Linked DNA regions of Homo sapiens: region 1 is linked to region 2. The links are chromatin loops, found by intact Hi-C in ENCODE. Cell type or tissue: dorsolateral prefrontal cortex. All regions are shown on one strand. Each heading gives the region's core, and the rest is flanking DNA. Links, peaks and the distances in the headings are about the cores only. Region 1 has its middle 140 kb from the start of MIR7158. Region 2 holds the start of SILC1 (sciatic injury induced lincRNA upregulator of SOX11).

The links. A loop is a pair of places that touch in the nucleus more often than their neighbours do. Peaks named below come from ENCODE experiments on the same cell type or tissue, not always from the same donor. Only the 100,000 strongest peaks of a DNase experiment are listed, where the experiment ranks them.
Region 1: it touches region 2 in a loop (2.4-fold over the local background); 1 of 110 quality-filtered maps calls a loop at or near these places.

The regions. Positions count from the first base shown.
Region 1 is chr2:6,110,823-6,122,410 of GRCh38, reverse strand. No RefSeq gene overlaps it. Among named protein-coding and RNA genes, the nearest start is that of MIR7158, 140 kb to the right of the region's middle. RefSeq lists an enhancer at 8,191-8,692. In dorsolateral prefrontal cortex, for the core only: no CTCF peak of the experiment used is centred there; no DNase peak of the experiment used is centred there.
Region 2 is chr2:5,926,161-5,937,748 of GRCh38, reverse strand. SILC1 (sciatic injury induced lincRNA upregulator of SOX11) reads right to left here and starts at 5,062. Exons shown (of 2, transcript NR_026832.1): 1 at 4,828-5,062. In dorsolateral prefrontal cortex, for the core only: a CTCF peak has its summit at 5,045 (motif pointing left); a DNase peak (open chromatin) is centred at 5,028; H3K4me3 peaks cover 1,662 bases; H3K27ac peaks cover 1,872 bases.

The DNA of each region.
Region 1 (11,588 bases), core at 5,864-8,363, 180 kb before region 2:
TGTTTGGTTTTCTGTCCTTGCGATAGATTGCTCAGAATAATGGTTTCCAGCTTCATCCATGTCTCTACAAAAGACATGAACTCATCCTTTTTTATGGCTGCATAGTATTCCATGGTGTATATGTGCCACATTTTCTTAATCCAGTCTATCATTGTTGGTCATTTGGGTTGGTTCCAAGTCTTTGCTATTGTGAATAGTGCCGCAAGAAACATACGTGTGCATGTGTCTTTATAGCACCATGATTTATAATCCTTTGGGTATATACCCAGTAATGGGATGGCTGGGTCAAATGGTATTTCTATTTCTAGATCCTTGAGGAATCGCCACACTGTCTTCCACAATGGCTGAACTTATGTAAATATATTTTTAATGATTAGATTGTGATTTTTTTTTTTTGTACAGAAGACCATGGAGGTAAAGTGTCATCGTTATCACATCATATCAAGGGTACGTACCACTAACACTACTTTTCATCAATGATATTTGAGTTTGATCACTTGATTGAGGTGGTGTTTGTCAGGCTTCTCACCTGTAAAGTTGCCCCACCCTTTCCTTTAGAAAGAAATGACACACACTGAAGAAATATTCTAGAGGGATTGGTTCCAGGACCCCCTAGTATTTTTGTAAGATGTATTTCTGAACTGTTTTCCCTTCTTATACTATCTTTATTTAGTTTTGGTATTAGGGAAAGTTGGATTCATAAAATGAGTTAGAAAGTGCTCCATCTGCTTTCGTTTTTTGAAACACATTGTGAACAATTGGTATCATTCTTTTTAAAGTATTTGGTAGAATTCACCAGGAAAACCATCTGGGCTGAGTGCTTTCATCAGGGGAAAATTATTACTTATTAGTTCAATTGCTTTAATAGAGATATAGGTCTATTCAGATTATCTATTTCTCCTTGTATAAATGTTGACACTTGGTATCTGTCAAGGAATTACTCCATTTCTTCTAACTTATACAATTTGCTGATGTTTAGTTGTTCAAAGTATTTTTTATTATAATTTGACACCATATGTTCAGTAGTAATGACACCTCTTTCATTTGTGATATTGGTAATTAGTGTCTTCCATTTTCTTTTCTTGATTAGCCAAGTTATAGAACAACCAATTTCATTAATTTTTTTTCAGAGAGTAGGCTTTTGAGTTGTATTTATTTTCTTGTTCTTCTCATTTTATCAATGTCACAATTTCACCAAGTTCACTGTTGATTTATGCTCTAATTTTATTTCTTTTCTTTCGTTTACTTTAGGCTTAAATTTTTTTTTATCCTAGTTACCTAAGGTAGAAGGGTACTTTGATAATTTTACATTTTTCTTCTTTTCTAATATTTACATTTAAAAACATAAATACACTGGGTACTTTTGTGCATCGCACAAATTTTGATGTTTTATTTTTATTTTCTTTTTTTCAAAAAATTTAAACTTTGGTGTGTTATTTATAAATATGCTGTCTAATCTCCAATATTTTGGAATTTCCCAGCTACCTCTCTGTTTTGATTTCTAGTTTAATTTGGAGAAGATATTTATTCTGAGAACATACTTTGTATGACCCCAGTGCTTTTAGATATGTTAAAGTGTGCTTCATGATCTAGAATTTGGTATATTCTGGTGACTGCATTATGCAAGCTTAAGAAAAATGTGCGTTCTGTCGAATGAAGTATTTTATAAACATCAATTACATCAAGTTGATTGATAGTGCTATTTAGTTTAACTATATTCTTATTTAACAGGTCAACTACTGAAAGAAGCATTTTGAAATGTTAAACTGAAAGACTGGATTTGTCTATATTTTTCTTGTAGTTGTATTAGTTTTTACCTCATGTCGTTTGACTCTGTTGTTAGGTTTATACACATTAAGAAATGTAAGGTCTTCTTGGAGAATATATCTCTCAACATTTTTAAACTCTTTTTTATTCCTCATCATTTCTCATTCTGAATTCTGATTTATGTGTAATTAATGTAAGTACTCCAGCTTACTTTTGATTCATTTTAGCATGGTATACCTTTCTCCACTTTTTACTTTTATGATGAGTTTTTATATTAAAAATAGGTTTCTTGAAGACAACTATTGTTGGCTCCTGTTTCCATCTTTGATTATTCTGTCTTTTAATTGGTGAGTTTATACAATTTACATTTATAGAGATTATTGATATATTTAAATTAATAACTGTAATTTTATAACTGTTTTCTCTTTCTTATACTTTTTATCTTGTTTCCTCTTTTTTGACTTCTATGATTTTAGTAGAGCATTTATGATTCCATTTTTTCTTCTTTCTCAGCATAACAATTATTCTTTTCAAAAATGTTTTCAGTTATTGCCTTAGAGTTCACATATACATTTTCTACTAATCTAAGCCCATCTTTAAATAATGCTATACCACTTTATGTGATATGCAGATACCGTGTAACTGAGTAGTTCCAATATTTTCTTATGTCCTGATGACATTTGTATAATTCATTTCACTTATCTATATGCTATAATCATCCAATATGTGTTTAAATTTATCACTTTAAAAATCAGTTATACCTTTTTTATAATTATGGCTATTTTGTATTACTTCTGTCTTTTAACTTTTGGATGGGAATCAAAACTGATTTATATACCACCATGAGAGTATTATAGTATTTTTATTTGTTAATATATTTACCTTTACCAGTGAGTTTTATACTTTCATATGTTTTCATGGTGCTGTTTATTTTCCTTTTGTTTCAAGTTGAAGAACTGCCTTTAGATTTTTTTGTGAGGCACATCTAGTCGTGATGAACTCCTTCAAGTTTTGCTTGTCTGGTAATGTATTTACTTCCTTCATTTCTGAGCAAAAGCTCTGCTGGGTAAATTGTTCTCGGTTGACAGGGGTTTTTTTGTTTTAGTTTTTAATCTTTCAGCACTTTTAATGTAATACTCACTCCTGGCCTGCTAGATTTCTGCTTAGAAATCTGCTAATTATTTTATGAAGCTACCTTTGTGTGTAAGCTTGCTTTTCTCTTGCCACTTTCAAAATTCTCTTGCTTTTCTCTTGGCACTTTCAAATTCTCCATTATATGCATACAGATAATTATGTTTGTACATATGTATACGTACATACAAACATATGTATACATTATGTTTGTATGTACGTATACATATGTACAGTACACAATTACATGTATATAAATTATAATATGTATGTACATAATTATATATGTGTATAATATACAAACATAGTATAATATTTTTTGGCGAAGTCCTCTTTGTGTTGAACCTTTTGGGAATCTCTGAGCTTCATTTACCTGGATGTTCATATCTCTCACTGAGTTTGGAAAATTTTCTCTCTTCATTTCTTTAAAAAAGTTTTCTATCTCTTTCTCTCTTCTCCTTCTAGGATCCCATAATGCATATATTTGTTGTTTAATATTCTCTCATAAATTGCTCAGTTTTTTATTTTTAATATGTTCTACTTTTTTTCTCCTGTAACTGTAGAATTCCAAATGTCTTTACATTTGCTGATTCTTTCTTCTGCTTGATCAAGTCAGCTGTTGAAATCATGTAGTAATTTTTTCAGTTTAGTTATTGTATCCTTCAGCCCCAGAATTTCTGTTAGTATTTTTTTTTTTTTTTTTTTTTTTGAGACAGAGTCTCGCTCTGTCGCCCGGGCTGGAGTGCAGTGGCGCGATCTCGGCTCACTGCAAGCTCCGCCTCCCGGGTTCAAGCCATTCTCCTGCCTCAGTCCCCAAATGGCTGGGACTACAGGCACCCGCCACCATGCCTGGGTAATTTTTTGTATTTTTAGTAGAGACGGGGTTTCACTGTGTTAGCCAGGGTGGTCTTGATCTCCTGACCTCATGATCCACCCGCCTCGGCCTCCCAAAGTGTTGAGATTATAGGTGTGAGCCATCGTGCCCGGCCTAGTATTTTTTTATAGTTGCTATCTCTTTTGTTGATATTCTTATTTTGTTCATGCACTGTTTTTCTGATTTTAGTTAATTGTCTATATGTATTGCCTTGTAACTCAATAATTTTTAGCACACTTATTTTAAATTCATTGTCAAGTTATTCATAAATTTTTATTTCTGAGGTTGATTATGGTAGATGCATTTTTTCCTTTGATTGAGGCTTTAATCACACTTGTAGCTTTTATTTTCACATAGTTTTGATGTAAAGCTTGGTAAATTTTAATGTATTAATTTTTCTCAATTTTTAAAATATTTTTTCTTTATGTTTCTTATTTAAGAAAATTTTCCCTTCCCCAAAGTTACAAGTATTCTTATATTTGTTTCTAAAAGTTTAAATGTTGCTTTTTAATGTATTTGAAATGTATTTTTTATTATAACATGAAACAAAGCTTCAATGTTGTGTTAGTTCATTCTTACATTGCTATGAAGAACTACTTGAGTGATATGGTTAGGCTTTGTGACCCTACCCAAATCTCATCTTGAATTATACTCCTCGTAATCCCCATGTGTCAAGGGAGAGACCAGATGGAGGGAATTGAATTATGGGGGTGGTTCTCCCATGCTGGTCTCATGATAGTGAGTGAGCTCTCATGAGATCTGATGGTTTTATTAGGGTCTCTTCCCTCTTCACTTGGAACTTCTCCTTCCTGCCACCTAGTGAGGAAGGTGCCTTGCTTTCCCTTCACCTTCTTATATGATTGTAAGTTTTTTGAGGCCTCCCCAGCAATGCTGAACTGTGAGTCAATTAAAACTCTTTCCTTTATAATTAGCCAGTCTCGGGCAGTTCTTTATAGCAGTATAAAAATGAGCTAATACACTGAGAGTGGGTAATTTATAAAGAAAATAATTTTAATAGTAGTTTTAAATGACTCAGTTCCACAGACTGTACAGGAAGCATGTCTACGGACATGTCCAGGAAACTTACAATCATGGCAGGAGGTGAAGTGGAAACAACAACATCTTACATGGCCAGAGAAGGAGTAGGAGAGAGCAAAGGGGGAGGTTCTCCACACTTTGAAACAACTAGATCTCATGAAAACTCACTCACTATTATAATAACAGCAAAGTGGTAATTACCCCCCATGATTCAATCACCTCCCACCAGGCTCCTTGTCCAACATTGAGGATTAGAATTTGACATGAGATTTCATGGGGACAAAAATCTAAACCACATCACTCTGCCCCGACCCCTCCCAAATCTAATGTTCTTCTCACATTGAAAAATACCATAATCCCTTCTCAACAGTCCCCTAAGTCTTAGCTCATTTCAGCATTAACTCAAAAATCCAAGTCCAAAGTCTCATCTGAGACAAGGCAAGTCACTTCTGCCTATGAGTCTGTAAAATAGAAAACAAGTTAGATATTTCCAAGATGCAATCAAGGTACAAAAATTGGGTAAATATACCCATTCCAAAAGAGAATAATCAGCCAAAACAAAGGGGTTACAGGCCCCATGCAAGTGTGAAGCCCAGTAGGGCAGTCATTAAATCTTAAACCTCCAAAATAATCTCTTTTGATTTCATGTCTAACATCCAGGCCTTATCTTTCATCTTCTTTGGAGGCCTCCAAAATCTTCTGACATCTGAGCATTACCCAGTTCCAAGTCGCTTTCACAATTCCAGGAAGCAATTCTCAACTTCTGGTACTGATTTTCTGTATTAGTCTGTTCTCACGTTGCTATGAAGAACTATCTGAGACTGGGTAATTTATAAAGAAAAGGGTTATTGGCTCACAGTTTTGCAGGCTATACAAGAATCATGGCTGGGTGGCCTCTGGAAACTTTTATGTTGAAAGGCAAAGGGGAAGCAGGCACAACTGACATAGCCAGAGAAGGAGGAAGAGAGAGTGATGCAGGAGGTATTACATACTTTTTAACAATCAGATTTCAGGAGAACTCTCTCTCTATCATGAGAATAGAAAGGGGGAAAATAGGTTCACATAATCTAATCACCTCCCAACAGGCCCTTCCTCCAACAATGGGGATTACAATTCGACATGAGATTTGGGTGGGGACACAAATTCAAATCATGTGAAGTGTTATATTTTCTTTGGATAACCATTTGTCTTATAAATTACTGAGTCGATCATGCTTTCCCCACTAATTGGCAATATTAACTCAATCATATTGCACATTTTCATATACTTGAGTCCAGTTCATGATAATTCACACTGAGAAATAAATGGGATTTTTCTCACTTACTAGGACTTAATATTTAGAACAACTTGTTTTAAATTTTATTTTCATTTATAATCAGAAATATATATTATGTCAGAACAACAGTTTTCATCAATTTAATGTCTGATGAATTGAACACAACTATATTATCTAAAAAATATAATCTATTTTATCATGATGAACTTTCAATAGGGCAAATATTATAGACAGAAAAATTGATTTAAAACTCATTGAGGTGTCATTTTACTTTTGAAAGCTGAGAAGATCACTGCTAAATGTGGATTTATTTTTTATTTTATTTGTTGAAACTTTTTCCAAGTGAGTGATGTTCTCCACTAAGTAGACTGAGAACTAGTAATAATGACAACAATGACTGTAAGACAATATCTGACATTTCTTGTTATAGAGAAAAGAAGACGGAAGGGATGGAGGAAAAAATAAAGAGAAAAAATTGGAGGAAGAGACATAAGGAAGAACTGACTTAAATAAATTTATCTTTGTAACTTTTGTATTTGTAGCTTTTATAAGATTAAGTTATGTAGGGAAAAAAAAAAAAGATTTGACCTCTCTAAGTATCCTCAAGGGACAAATTTCCCAGTGGTAGCCCATTCCTGGGCAGTCAAGAAGAGTGAGAAGTCCGAGTATAGAAGCAACTCCTTGATGTCCTTCCACTTCATACAGCCCTCTACCATCATGGAGAAAGACATGTTGGAACAGATGTAACTTAGGTTGGAGGAAAAGCACATTCTCTGAACTTAGAAATATTTTCTACATTTTACTTCTTACCTTTTGCTGAAAAATAGTGTGTTATTTTGTTGCTGTTTTTATAGTTATGGTTGTATGTAACCCAACTAGTGAGAATGTCTCCCTGATAGATGCTTGTTACTTCACTTCAGCTAAATTTAAAATAAGCCTGTTTATTAAGGCAAAAAAAAAAAGAAATTGGCAACATTGATCACATAAGGTAAGTTCTTAAGACTTAGTAAATAGTTACTGGGACAACTGATTCAACAACATATATAACCAGGTTCGCTATTGAGTGATGATACTATGAAATGCAGTAATATGAAAAAAAAAGAAATGAATTAGAAGCCAGAGAGGTAACCAGATACAACAATGGTATCTGGTAAACCATAGCTGACAGGAGCATTTATACTGATTCATTTTTAAAAAAGGAATGAACTTACTAATACATTCATACAGAGTGATGAACAAGTAGAGTTTTAGAACTACTGAGATGGTACATGGATGGTATTTTGAGGGTAGTGACACAGCAAATATTTATGCCCCTGTATGCATACCAGCAAGAAATAAACACGAAATTCAAGGGGGTGTATAAGTAGGGGGCTAGAGAAGCTATCACATAAGGTTCATATAAGATTAAATTGTATAGCTGGGCTAATTGAAATTATTTGGAAAACACACAGAAAAACATTCTACAAACAAAAGACAAATCTTTAGAAAGAGGATGACTTTTTAGCCAAATAGCTAATCAGTCATTAAACTCCACCAACATATCGCGGTGATTACTGTATGCCCAGATGATTCATACTTATTATACTTGTCTCCAATATGGTAGTGCCTTGGAATGGGAGATAAAATAAAGAAAGAATAAAAATCTAATTTGTGGTAAAAGCAATTTTCCAAACAGCATTTCATGGTAGACTTGTTTGCAAGAGATGAGCATTGTTGTTAAACATAGTAATGCTGGCTTCCCTTACTCAACACTTACTATATTTGACAAGAGTTTGATCTTCTAGACATCTTCCCATGATGAGTAGATTTTAGGAGGTTGATGTTGCAGAAATCCAGACTGATCCATCTAAGCTCCTTTATGTTTCTGGCACAAATTCAATTCTGGGCTTCAGTTTTATTTTTGACACTAATCTTGGAGTTCGTAAAACATGATTTTATGAAATCCCTAAAATATATGTAAAATAATCATCTATAACCTATAAACATACTAAAAATGAGTATTTGCAGAAGCTCAGGTACATAAACAACTCTATGCTTTCTAAGGAAAGGAATAGACAGATACTATTATCCCTTTTCCTGATGTTGAGTTTAGTTTTAAATCTAGCTGGAAATTGGAAATATAGTCACACACACAAATGCTTATAATTAGAAAAAATAAACATCAAGTTTAATATTCTTAATTTAACATTAAAGGTGACGTGTAGCAGAAAAAGCAGAGTTGAGCTCAGAAACCTCTAGACTCAAACCTTGTTTTAATGCCTGTAAACTCTATGACTTAGTTGAGCTCAGAGTGTCGGATTCTCCCGTGAATAAATAGGCCTATTGTGAGGGTAAAACAAGACCATCAATGTGAAGTCTATTGAATAGTTCAGCATACATGAGTGACACTGCCCCACTGTTCTCATTCTTCCCTGGATTCTATATGGCCTCGTTAGTGTTTAACATCCCAACTCACAGCCCCATTTGCACCCAAATAAAGGACAGATACAGGAATTAGACAGTTGAAAGGATTTATTACCAATGAAGGCTAGGTGGCAAGATTTGGTTAACATATAACCATAAGGGCTTGCTGGCACTACCTGCCTGATGCCCCTCCCCTGAGTTAAATTCAGATCTTCAAATTGCCCAATAGGCAAACTCAGTGGGAAGGTTTAGATCTGCAGAGTAGACACCCATATGAAGGAAGAATGTCTCCCCCTATCTCAGAAGGAACTAGAGGAAGAGTCTAAGCTCTTCAATGCTTAAAGTTTTATAGAGTGATTCTCACCAATTAAGAAAAGAGGACCCAAACCTGTTATCAGCCAACCAATTAAGATTAACTCAGTTCTTCTTTGCAGGGAAGAATGAGTAAGGAGTGGAAAGAGGCTTAGAGGATCACTCTGATAGGTGGCCATCTGTCTAGGCAATGAATGAAACAAAAACTGAATCATTCTTTCCATTAAGCAGGCCCCAGTTTCTTCAATACATGCCGTTTATTCTCCTTCTTCTATTCTCTACTCATTTTTATACCAACCTGAATTCTCTCCTACTTCCTACTTTTCTATTCATTCTGCACTCTGTATCTAATTACAGCCCCCTCTCATTCATTCCCATGGTTCCGATTCAAATTGTATCTTTCTACCTATTTTTTGTTTGTTTATTAGTAAAAAGTATTTATAATCCTTATTACATCACAACTACTCATGCGTAACAACAGTGATCAAAAGAGCTTACATTTACTGATGATTCACCCTGCGCCAGGGACTATACTATACTTTACATGCACTAATTCATTTATTCTCCACAATGCCTTGTGATTTAGGGGTGTACTTTTGGGTTCATGTTGAGGTAATCAAGGCTTATAAATGTGAACTAAGCCCAGGGTCCTGAAGGTCTGACCCTGACTGGACAGTGCAAACTTGCAGTCAAAGGCTTGGAGGATTGCCTTCTGATCCACTCCCTCCTTGTGAGGATGGGGTACACTGTTGTTCAGATGAACATGTCAGGACTGCAGTTAAACAGCTTGTGTTAAGCAAGAACATGTGACAGAAGTAACACAACTGGCAAAACAGTCTATAAATTTTTAAAATTCATTTCACAAATAAGTTGCACCACTAGAACTGTGTCACATTTGCCACCAGAACTACGTAATGAGTGCCTTAAAGAACTTCCTCCCTCTCCACTGGTGGGTAATTAATTCTGTTAATTTCGTAGACCTAAATCACTGTCTCTGTTTTGTTTAGTATTGCTTGTTTTAAGAATTAGTCTTACATTCAGAATCATAATTAGTAAGTCAAGTGTTTATCAAAATATCAATATTGGTTACTCAAGGTTTTCTTAAATTATTTTATTTCTGCCAGGAATAATAAGCAAATTGAATCTGTCGTGATCATAATCTACCTGTATGGTGCCAAACCTGATCTAGTTACAGTCAAAGCAAGAAAAAAATAATGCAATAATTTGAATCACTGTTAAACAGTTCACACGTGTTTGTTGTCTATCCATTGCCCTAGAATTTTTGAGAATAAAGAGAGATAGAGAAAAGCAGTATATGCTAATCATGCTATGTGTCTTTCCACATACTTCATTGCCCAAGAGGGGAGACTAACTAAGGCATCTTTAATGACAGATTCTGGGCAGCTGCAAGATGTTTTTTCTATACACTAATTTATGCAGCTAAGAGATAAGTAAATTAATCTCCATTATCAATCTACCAGATAGCAAGAGTCAAACCCGAAACACCACTCCGTTGATGCAGGAAGGAAATCATCCTTATCACAGATTGCATGCTTTTTTGTTTTTTGTTTTTTAATGGATCCAGGTGCACCCATGACAGATTTTGGCAATGAGAATTATTTCCAACCCCAGAAAACCTGCCAGTTTCTGCTGCTTACTTCTGTTCATGCCTCTTGATGAGGGGCAATTGCTATGAGACAAATTACATTGTCTGTAATCTGGTCTCCTTCCCCATAGCCATGATTCATTCTGACAAGGAAAGTTTAAAAGCAACAAGTAAAATATGATAAACAATATCCATCATTGCATAGGAGAGCCTGGCTAAAAGCTTTCTGTCATTATCAATAATACTGTTTAGTTTTCAGCCTCCCCTTGTATTGCATTAGTGGCAAATGTGAATTTCTGTGAGCAGCAAAGGTCCAGTTTGGGCTACCTGTATGATTCTCGTTTCAAGTGAAACTGTGCCCAGTACCCTTCCAATGGTCCTTAATGCAGCCAACGAGACCCAATAAAGGTTAGATATGGCATAAAACTGATGGATGCAACCCAGAGTTCTCTCCTCAACTCTCACTTATTTCTGACTTGATTTACCTAATCAGCTCCTCGTTCTTGTTTCTGAGAAGCTGACCTGAGTTTTCCTTGCATACCCTTGTGTGTGTGGTATTTCCTGGATTTTTCTAACATTGGCTTTTACCTTCAAATAATGCTCTGTCCTGCTCTTTTAACTCTTGGGGTCCCAGATACCACAGAATGCAATGTTCCACCCAAACCTACAGAAACTCACCTCTGACCCCAGAAATGCAATAAGATTACATCAGTTATAGCCACCCTTTAAAAGAATTTTGCAGTGCATGAGGTTTACATGTGCAATACAGACCTTAAAAGTTCTTGGTTGAAGCATTCACAAAACTTGTATATATTAAGAAATATTATTGTCAACCCACTATGCTCTTGTCCATTTTTAATTTCTTCATTGAGCAGAATTTCACATCTCATCCCCAATGAACATTTCTATTTTTTATGGTTGAGTTTCGCTACATTTTTTTTTTCTACACACAAGTTACTTTTCTTGCAAAGTAATTACCACATCATTTACTTGGTTCTTAGAATTAAAAAGTGAGGAAGTCACATCCAGAGAACTCAGCCCTGGAGTCCAAACTGGAATCCATTCGGCAATAATTATCAGAGATCATGATCATCTCAATAGCAATTCTTCATAGTTGAAAGAGCAGATTAATAAAAAGAGAATATTAGGAGGACTTTTTTCATAGTTTCTTATTTTGTTTA
Region 2 (11,588 bases), core at 3,925-6,424:
CTTTAATTTTCCGCTTTCCCTAAACAGGCCACCACTCACCACCCCAACACCAGGCCCATTCAGTTCCGCTGTGACCTGTGGCCTGATCTCCAAGCAGCCCCTCCCAGCTGATTTTTCCAAGCCAGTATAAGGCACCAGGGTGTTCTGCCTGAACCTTGACGATAACCTCCTCATCAGTCTCACTGCTGCCATTCCTGGCTCCATAAAATCTGCACTTTCAGAGAAGCCAGTGTGATCTTCCCAAGTAGAAACGAGAGCATGGCACTACCCAGCTGGAAAACTCCCCAGAGCTTCCCGGAACACTTTGAAAGAAATACCAAGCCCTTACCTGGCCCTGCCTGTCCCTGGCCTCAGTCTAGGCTGACTCCACACCCTCCTCTTAGGCTCAGCCATGGGCCACACAGGCTGGCCTTCCTTCTGTTCCTCAAACAAGCCCTGCACCACCTAACCCAGGACCTTTGAACCAGCTCACCCTGGCTCGCGATGCTCTCTCTCCCGGCCCATCTTCTCCTTCACAATTGAACCCAATCTTCACCTCCTAAGTAGCCACTTCAACAACTTAGTCCCAATCCAACACTCTCCAGTCCTCATCATTGTTCACCATGTGAATTAACATCCGTCTCCATCTTGTCTTCTTCATTTATTTCTTTATCTAATTTTCTGTGCCATCTTTCATGCCTAGCAGTGCTCCCTGGGAGCACAGCTCCTATCTTTTCTCTGCTTATCTTCAGTGCCTAGAACTGTGCCTGGCAGAGAGTAGGGGAGCAATCAGTATCTGTGGAATGGATGAAAATGTACAGGCAGAGGCAGCACCTACATGTGGCCCTTCATGAAGAGTGTGCATTGTCAATATGCTCTCCATCTTTGCCAATGTAGAAAAGCTCATTGCTGATGCCCTCCCCCCACCCCCCGGTAACTAACCCAACTTCTACCTGCTACACTGGCTCCTCCTCTGAGGATAACTTCTCATCAGGGCTTCAGGTGGCCTCATTTTGGGAGGAGCGTTTTACTCAGATCAAATACGTCTCTCTTTCTTATCTGACAAATTTTTTTTTTTGAGATGGAGCCTTGCTCTTGTTGCCCACGCTAGAGTGCAATGGCTCACAACCTCCACCTCTCACCACAACCTCCACCTCTCACCACAACCTCCGCCTCTCACCACAACCTCCGCCTCTCACCACAACCTCCACCTCTCACCACAACCTCCACCTCTCACCACAACCTCCGCCTCTCACCACAACCTCCGCCTCTCAGGTTCAAGCGATTCTCCTGCCTCAGCCTCCCAAGTAGCTGGGATTACAGGTGCCTGCCACCATGCCAGGTTAATTTATGTATTTTTAGTAGAGACGGAGTTTCACTGTGTTGACCAGGCTGGTCTCGAACTCCTGACCACAGGTGACCCGCCCTCCTCGGCCACCCAAGGTGCTGGGATTACAGGTATGAACCACCATGCCTGGCCTATCTGCCAATTTTTAAAGCCACCAAAAAGAAAAAAGAATGGAATCACTTTTCCATGTCTTCCAGACATCTATCTATATATAGAGAGAGATAAGGACCTTAGGTAGGTAATTTAACTTTGATAAATAAGGTATAAACAAGATTGTCTTAGCTCTGCTGCCAATCTTGGAAGATCACTTACCTTCTCTAGACCTCAATTTCTTCACCCCTAAAAAGAAGGTATTGATACTAGGGGAATGGCTGAATGAATTTTGATAAATGAATATATTCGTGCTAAGGAAGGTCATTAAATAATTTTGAAAAGTGAATGACAAGGAAAAATGGTTAAGGTAAATTCGGAGCTCCAAAATATTAATATATTTCAAATGATGTAGATAACTTTTAAAGTATTTGGGGAAAATATCAAATGATCAGAAGTACATCTAAACGTTAGAGGATTATGCGTGGTTTTTATTTTCATTTTAATTCTCTAAATTGTAACCAGTAAGTACATAAAATATTCATGGCATTACTCCTTTTCCAAATTAATAAACCTAAAATGAGGGAAGTCAACCAGATAATTTCTAAGCTCCCCTCTTGCCCTGCCAGCTTGAGTTGTAGCTTTATTGCATGCACTTCTCATATGGGGATGGGGCAGGGGCAGGGCCAGGGAAGGGACTGACCCACGCTGGGCCTCTCAGAACACTGCATCCCCAGACCCCAGGGCTGTATTTGGGATGTGTTTGTGAGCCGAACAAGGCCCAACAAAGGATCTGAGGATTTTGCGAGAACTCTAGGGAAAGGGGTCCTCTTTTATCATTGGAGTTACTAATGAGAACTGTCAGAGTTCTCTCTGACAATCCATGGAGAGTGTTTGCTTGTATGAAAGAAAATTCAGAAAAAAAGCAAACTTGAGAAGTAGAGAAAAAATGAACAAAAAACAATACTTATATTTGTTGACTTTATTCAGCCCATGGGTCCAGCTGGGTCAAAGTTGTGTTTAATCTTCCTGGTCACCTGACCCGATACATTTCCTCTCTTGCCTAAACTAGTGTGAGATGTGTCGGTCACAACTCAAAGACTCTGCCTCATGGGCGCAGTTAGGCATCCATGCTGTTCCAGCTTTGCCTTTGTAGCAATCTCTGCTCAAAGGATGGTCACATCCAACAGGAAGAACCATGGAGGCTGTGGTCCTCCTCGTCCTGCTGCATGACTAATTAGAAACACTGCATGCATGCACCCAGGCTCCACCAGGAAGATCTCCTCACTGTCTACACCAGGACGAAGTCAGGGCCTTAAAAACCTCTTTGTGCAAATTACCCAAATCCTAAAACAACATATTGTCATCTGGGAGCAAATCAATGCTGGAATAAATAGTCTAACAATGCAACTGATCCTCACTGAGTGTTTGACCTCACTGTCCACCCCACCATTCAATCTTAATTCCATTGTGAGACCAAGGTTCAGCCTCCGCCCCATCCAGCATAGCTCAAACCAAGGCTGGTGCCCTGGAGGAGCTGGGTGCCTTCAACTGTGGGAATCTCTCTCCCTACAGTGAGCCCAGAGCACCCATGTCCCCCAGCCCTTGAGCTGTAGCCTCCCTGAGACCCCCAGTGCTGGTGTCTGGGCTCTGGGTTTCTACTTTGGTTTCCTGGTTGTTGTTGTCAACCAGAGCCACAGTCTTCTTGAGGACCATGAAACTCTTGGAAGCCCCCAGAAATTGTCATCTTCCCAGAAATTGGATATTCTTTCTTCCTCCCCACAGTTGGACAAGGTTCTCCATCCTGTGAGCCAGGCATTGCACTAGACTCTGGATATATCAGGATGTGAAACCACAGTCCCTTCCTTCAAGGAGCACAGATGAATGGGGCAGGGTGTAGATAATAGCAGTACAATCTTATGTAATAGATACAATGCTGGGTGTTTTTCAGGACAAGGAGAGAAACACCTAAAAGATCAGGGGGAGGCGTTTTGGAGGAAGTGGGAGCGCAGCGTAGCCTTAAACAATGAATACAAGTCATTCAGGTCACTGGAGAGGGTGCCCAGCTTAAGCAGAGGCATGAAGATGAGAAATATCGGGAAGCAAGCAGAAAAATACAAGCAATAGTTGTCACGGAAGCAATGAAGCAGGGCATCTCCCACAATAAGGCCAGAAGGGAATATAGCAGCAAGAGAATGGAGATCACGTCCTCCAATATTAACACGGTCAGGCAAAGGAGGAAGCTCGAACAGGGCCCCCAAGGCAGTGGGGGAGGCAAGTGAGATTTAATCAGGAAGCTAAGACCATTCTATTTGCCTTCTGGATGTATCTGTTTGGTATTGAAACAAGAACATCTGCCTGACTGCGAGCACCGTGTTGTCTCTTAACACCAGACTCTGCCCAGTGGATCAGTCATCCTGGAGATTGACTCCAACTGGGGAATGGCTCAGAGTCATCAGAACAATTTGGTCATCATGACAGGGCTTCAGCCATACTGTTCCAAATACGCCCTCATCCCAGAGCCTGACATCACTCCCGGTCTCCTCTCCAACCCTTAGACCTGTCACTGGGGTCTGACATACACAAAGCTAAGCCCACCAGGGCTAGCACCTGCTGAAGTGCCCACCATGAGCCTAAGTCTGGCTCACATCTGCACTGATGTCATCACACAACACAAAACATGGCTGTATTCATTTTACAGGGCTCTGAATGGGTAGCTGACTTCACTGAGACTATAACCTAGATCTCATGGCCTTTCCAAGTTTACACCTGCATCTTGTCATCACCTTTTCTGTCCCAAAGCACAGAGTCCATGGGTAATTTTTAGGTGTGTCAAACACCAGGCCTTGTGCCAAGGACTCAGCAAACAAAGGTAAATAGGGCACAATTTTACCCCTAAGGAGTTTGAACCTGTCATGGCAAATACATAACCATCTTTTTCAATAAAGAACAGAAACACCAAGAGGTTATGTGATTTGCCCAACACCACAGGGCTTCCTGGTGCCGCTAGGACAGGTTCTGAACTAGAACTCAGCACTCCAGACCCCGTGGAATAGTCCATTGCCAGCATTCCATGATGAGTTCACAGACTATGGAGAGGAATCACCTCTGGGGACCTACTGAGCAGACTCGGGGCAGTTGCTGACACATCCGAGAGTCAGACCTAGTTTTCTCCTTGGCTGGATCCTCTCTAAAGCCATCTCCCTGATTTTAGAGTGGGCTTTATGACCCAGGTGCATGATCAGCCTAGCTCTTGCTTTTCAAAAAGGAATTAGGGAAATGCTGAAAGACACTCGGCAAATCAATCTGTCTGATAGCAGCGTCCAGCCTGGCAGACGGACTTGTTCTCATGCACACGGCAGAGACCTGTACCAGACGACCAGCATCTGAACCCCCGAGCCTTGTCTCACCTGAGCAGGGCTCCCTTTGTCACGGTGTCAGCGGCTCCGAGCCGTGAAGGTTCTGTGCTTCCAACGAGGCTCGTCTGGGAGGCATCAGCACAGCTTTTAGCTTCCTTTAGTGAGGCAGTCGTCAAAACACTGCCGGGACTGCAGAATGAAATCTGGATTTGAGAACCCTCTGCAGGGCTGCCAGGGGTGCTTGGCACTGCCTGGCGCCACCAGCCGGTCCAGCTCCAGCCAGACTGCTGACCTGGCACTGGCGCTGCGTGATATAACTCGCTCTCACGGGGAAGGTTTAACTGTCTCTTCCCCAAGCTCGGAGTCCTCCAGTCTCTGTAGGATGCATCTCTCTGTGATGCCCCTCTTCCCACACTCCGGGCTCCTCTCTGCCAGGGTTCCAGCCGTTCAGGGACTCACAGCCCAACCCCTGTAAACATGCCAGCCAAGAATTCATCATTTTTAGCAAAGTAATTATTAATCCCAAGGCTTCTGTTGAAGTCCTTCTCTTTTATTAGTGCTGCCAATTAAAATATATTTAAGCATAAAGATATTTATAAAGAGTCTAGTGTTTTTCCGTAAATACCTATCGATTGAAATCATTTTAAAAAAAAAAAATCTAGCAACTATTCCCTTATTCCTGTATAACACATTGTTCTCATTTAATTTATATGACTTTAAGACTTCATATGGAAAGGATATAGTTGACTGGGGAGACATGGATACAAAAAAAAGTAACCATGTAGGAAATTAATAATGCACATTGGAATATTAATCATGTCGTTGGAAGAATGCAAGAGACACATAAGAGCATAGAACTGAGACTAAGGAGACCTGGAGACCTGGGTTCCAGTTCCAGAAATAACACGAAATTAACTTTAAAGATTTGTGCAAGTTACTTGGTGCCTGGACGTGAGTAGCTCCCCGGCTTTCAAGCAGTTAGGTTGGTTGATTGCCAAAGTCCTTCCCAGCATCACCATTCTAATATATATTTTTAAGCCAAAACACATATACCTGTGGTTTTTAGAGGAAGTATAATACAGCCATTAGAACCACTGAAGACTCACAGGCTTCTAATCCTCACTGCCCCTTCTTAGCTCTGTGACCCGGACAAATTTTCTACAGAGTAGACACCTCAGTATCCCCGATTACAAGATGGGAGAACATTTGCTGTTACATGAGCTGATGCGTCGCTGTTAAGAATTAAATGAGCTAATTTATGCAAAACCAGCTGGAACATTGCTTCATCTATGGTTTTGCACAATAAATGTTAACTGTTATTATTACTCTATTCAATGGTCCTAATTCTACCACAACTATCTTACTAACTTACTAGTTGGCCAGTACTGGATATGCAGTACTTACTATATTTGTGTAGGAGTCATAGTCTTCATGTAACAGGGTCCTGCTAATGCTTTCAAAGATAAGGCCACATCTCTGTGTTAGAAGACAGATTTTTGGCTTAGGGAAAAAAAAATTTATTGAACACTTACTGTATGCCAGAGTACTCTCTAAAACATTTTTTTCTATATCATCTACATGTTTCAGGGCACTATGTAAAGTGTATTCCCTTTTAATAACAATTTAAAATACTCTCAATTATAAAACAAGGTGATTCCAATGCATAAAATGTACATACTTTGCCCAAAGCTATAGATGTGGTTAGTGTTAAATCCAGGAACCAGGAAGTCTAACTCAAAGTAATTCATCATGTCAATTGCCCAAGCTAAAGGGGGATTCAAATGTATACTGCTCAGGTGGTGGGTGCACCAAAATCTCACAAATCACCACTGAAGAACTTACTCATGTAACCAAACACCACCTGTTTCCCAAAAACCTGTGGAACTAAAAATAAAATTAAATAAAATAAAGGCGAATGCAAACAGAAAGTAGAAACTGAAAAGAGACTTTATAGGAGGGCAATAGAGATTGGTCTTTTTGTCTTCAATCTCTCACCTACAACTTTTTTTTTTTTTTTTTTTTTTGGAGACAGGGTCTCACTCTGTTAGCTGAGCTGGAGTGTGTGGTGCAACCATGTCCCACTGCAGCCTCAACTTCCCAGCTCAATCTTCCCACCTCAACCTCCCAAGTAGCTGGGATTACAGACACCATCATAGCTGGCTAACTTTTAAATTTTTCTTTTGTAGAGAAAAGATCTTATATTACCCAGGCTGGTCTCAAACTCCAGGGCTCAAGAGATTCTCCCACTTTGACCTCCCAAAGTGTTAGGATTACAACTGTGAGCCATAGTGCCTGGCCCCAACTTTTTATTGGTGCATGGACATTACAAAAAGTTTTAAAGTATGAGTCTTCAAAATACGTATTGATATGTACATCACATATACCCCACACTGAATAGTAATAATAGTAGCAACAACAACAACTGAGGACGGAAACCTAGAAGGAAAATGTCTCTCTTCCATCAGCCCCTTTCAGGATGATACCACTGATCTCTACTGAGAAAGCCTAACATTCTACCAGCTGACAGAGAGGAAATGTTTACAGGGCCCAGCTGCAAGATTTCACAGCAGGGCGAGAAGGGTGGATTTAAAGCTGAGAGGCAATAAATTGATGAGGGGAAGAGAACATGTAGATGACAGAAGGGTCCTCACCTCCCAAGAAAAGTCAGGATCCACAGCCAGCCTTAGAGGTTTTCTATTTTAATATTAAAATAAAGTAAAGCCTCCTTTTCCCTATGAATCTATCTGTCATTCATTTAATCAAAAATTTACATTGAAATGTTTAATAAGATGGCTGCGGTGCTGAACATCCTTTACAGATATCAAAAGATGCCTTAATGTCCATCTTAGGTGTTCATTCCCTGGTAAAGGGGATCTCCATTTCCTTCTAATCAGTTCCTACTAGTTCTCGGCATTATTAAATGTATATTTTTCAGTCTACGTTTTTTTATATGATTTTGCACAAGCTGTTCCCCTTTCTATAGAATTTTTATGTGAAGTCCAGGTGAGTTCATGACTCCCACCCTATTCCATCTCTATTTGTTCTACACATTTAGATTATTACATTTAAGTCACCCTGTTATATTTATTTACCTATCTATTTCTCTTGTGAGTCTCTTAGTGACAAAAGCAATGTCTTAGTCGTCTTTGTTTCCCTGAATTTTCATCCAGTGTTTCTTAACCTTTGCACATATTGAAATATGTGAGTGGGTCATTCTTCTTTGTAGGGGGACTGACCTGGGCATTGTACGATTTCAGCAGCATCCCTGGCTTCTACCCACTAGATGCCAGTAACATCCTCTTAGTTGAGCCAACCGGAAATCTCCCCAGCCGTTGCTCAACATCTCTCGGGTGGCAAAATCAATGCCACTTGAGAATCACTACATTAGTATGATTACTAGGTCAGAATTAATACTAAACAACTTGGTCATTGAAAAAAATATCAAATTACAATAGAATCCGTTAAATATAATATAAGCTGCAGTCATTTGACAACTAATATGTCTCAATTTAGTTCTGTAGGAAAGAGCAAACTACAAATTCATTTATTTATTCATTTAATTAGTAAATTGAATGAACATACTGACTACTTATTCCATTGTAAGTGCTTTCCTAGCCCTGAATGTAGAGAAGTAAGAAAATTAAATTTCTGTCCTTGCTGGGGTTATCTGATAAAAAGTCTTCCACCTACACACACAAATATACATATATTCTTAGCTAACAAATCCAGCCATCCATCTATGCATGTATTAATTTATTTCACAAATAACTGCTGCTCCTGCTTTGTGCTGGACACCACCATGGCTGTGCTGGGGATATGGAGCTTGATAAGACACAATTCCTGTCTTCAGGCAACCATAGGCAAAGAAAATCTAGTAAACAATTGGGTGCAAGAAAATATTTATTTATGCAATAAACATTTAGGTACAGTGCTACCTACTGATATGATATTGAGCAAAGTTGATACAGTCTCATGCAGCTAACAGTCTAGGAATGAAGACAGACAGGAAGAACATTCTAGTAGAAGCGAGAAGGACCATGGAAGTCCAGGGTGGGTCCACCTGTCTGAGATCAGGGAGTATTTGTGGTGATTTTAACACATGCTCATCAGTTCTCTGACACTCCTTCCACAAAAAGTAGGGTCTGTATCACCTCATCTCTTAAGTTGACTTGAGTGACCCACTTCTAATAGGATGTGGCAGCAATGGAGCCATGTGACTCCTGAGGTTAGAGATAAAAGTTAATATGGCTCTGCTTGGTTTTCTCTATTTTGGGGCTCACCATGGAACTCAGCCAGGATACTGTAAGAAAGTTCAGGCCACATGGCTAGGCTGTGTGTAGGCATCCCAGCTGGCAGTGCTAGCTGAGGCCACAGCCAATGGCCCCATGAACCACCAGACATGTGAGTGGATGAGCTTTTACGCAAGTCCAGCCTTCAAGTTGCTCTGTCTGGGGCTAACTGGAGCAGAAAGGAGCTATCCTCACCAAGCCCTGCCCCAACTGCAGATTTGTGAATAAAAGAAATATTATTGGTTTAAGCCACTGAGTTATGGGATGGTTTGTTATGCAGCCCATGTTTAGTACCTAAACAATATAATGGATTGGATTAAAAGTTGCCCAACTGTGGTGGGTGCACAGAGTCTATATTGAGTAGTTCAAAAAAGATTTCATGAGTTGGTGATATGAGTCCAGTCTTGGAATATGAATGTGTGCACCAGTGAGTATTAGCCAGGCAGAGGAGGGCAGAAATGAAGATAAGAAGTCACATGTCTATTCTTTGAAGTGTGAGCATTTCAGTTTGTTAAGACCGTGGAGGACAGCACTGGAATGGAAGAATCAAAATAAAGAAAGTTAATTTGTTAGCTTAATTTAACATCAATACGGTTAGTTTGTTGACTAACAAAATAAAGCTAGATTCAAATATGGAAAGCCCTTACAACTAGTTTTACTATTATGACAAAATACACAAAATATAAAATGTATCATTTCAACAGGGTACAATTCAGTGGCATTCAATCCACTCAGAACGATGTGCAGGCAACCATCAGCAGTATTGAGTTCCAAAACATTTCCATCACCTTCAAAAAAATCCCTGTACCCATAAAGCAGTCACCCTCCCCAATAGTCCCTGCTAACGAATAATCTCTTTTCTTTCTCTATGAATTTGCCTGGATATTTCATTTATAATTGACCCTCTAACAATGTAGGGGTCAGGGGTGCCAACTCCCTGAAACTTTTTACAGCCAGAAATCTGCATATAACTTTTGACTCCCCAAAAAACTTAATTCCTAGTAGCCTATTTTGACCAGAAGCCTTACTGATAACAAAGTCAATTAGCACATATGCTGCATATTATATGTATTACATATGGTATTCTTATAATAAAATAAACTAGAGAAAAGAAAAATTCTTATTCAGAAAATCACAAAAAAAGAGAACAATATATTTACTCGTCGTTAAATAAAACTGGATCATCATGAAGGCCTTCATTTCAGTCTGCTGACTTTCCCTTTTGCAGACATAAATGGTTTATTCATAGATGAGGTTGTGCTTGTGAAGACAGGGCAAGCCCGTGTGGTGTTTTTGTGAGTGGCTGCTATTCCCAGTGCTAGATGGGACTCTCATCCTTCCTAATGACCCATCCGAGTGGACTGCAGGGAAAGTCCCCAGTATCCCACTTCCCGTGCTTTCAGAAATGGGGGCTCCCTGGGGCAAAATGTACCCTTTACTAAAATAGAAGCAAGCCACAGTGTTCCCTTTGGGAGACAGGGGGAGGGAAAATGCAGATTTGGGTGCTGGGTAGAGAACAACAGCCCTCTCGGCATTGGTATCTTGGCTCAGAAAGCTGAGTGCTGCCCTGGAAGTGACCTGCTCACACCCAGCCACCCTCATCTTTCATCCAGTAATTGCCTGCGTGTCCATTGCCACCACTGGCATCCAGGCTCAGGGCAGCCTTCCGAGGGACACAGGACATGCTTTTCCTCAAGGGTTCCAAGGCAGATTCAGAAAAGATGAACAATGCCCATGAATATTTAATGAAGACATTAATGTGGCAAAGCAAGGAATTCCTAGCATGTGAGGGTGAGGTCCCAACCAGCTGATTTTAATTTTCTTTGTCGGGTGAGATGTTTTTCTTTCTGGCATCTCTAATCTGAAGTCAGATACAGATAAAAAATACTAAACACAGACCATCTGATCAGCACTGCACAAGACATTCTGAAAAGCTACGCAGTAACGTTTTAACAAGAACCTGTAAGGTATTTATTACTATATATATGCCATAGATGAGCAAACCAAGAGTCAAGGAGTTTAAGTAAATTGCTCAATGTTACACGGCTAATAAGTGCAAGAACTAAGATAGAAGCCCGGGTTATCCGGCTTAAACCCAGTGCTGTAAGCCTGTAAATTTAAAGATACGTTGGATATTCCATATTCTTTGCAGAACCTATTTTAAAATGCAATTGCTTTTAGTTTCCCTCTTAATTCGTTCATAACCATTGACCTAATGTGCTTTCTCATTTCCTGCTATGAATTAGAAATGAAAAGAAATTGAAGCAATCTATTGTGATTCATTTTTACTAATCTACCATGGTCCTTGCAAATTTCAATTATCCAAATCATTTCATTTTTTTTTAACTGCACAAACTAATATCAAAATAACCTGGGTGGGTTATGGGTCTGTATGTACAATACATGTTGGAAAATTATTAGCATCTTTTGCAGTTTTAGACAATAGCTGTCAAAATTATATTGTTTCCTTATAACTTTAAAGAGGTTATTTCAAATCTTTCCTAGGCTCAGAGATTCTTCACG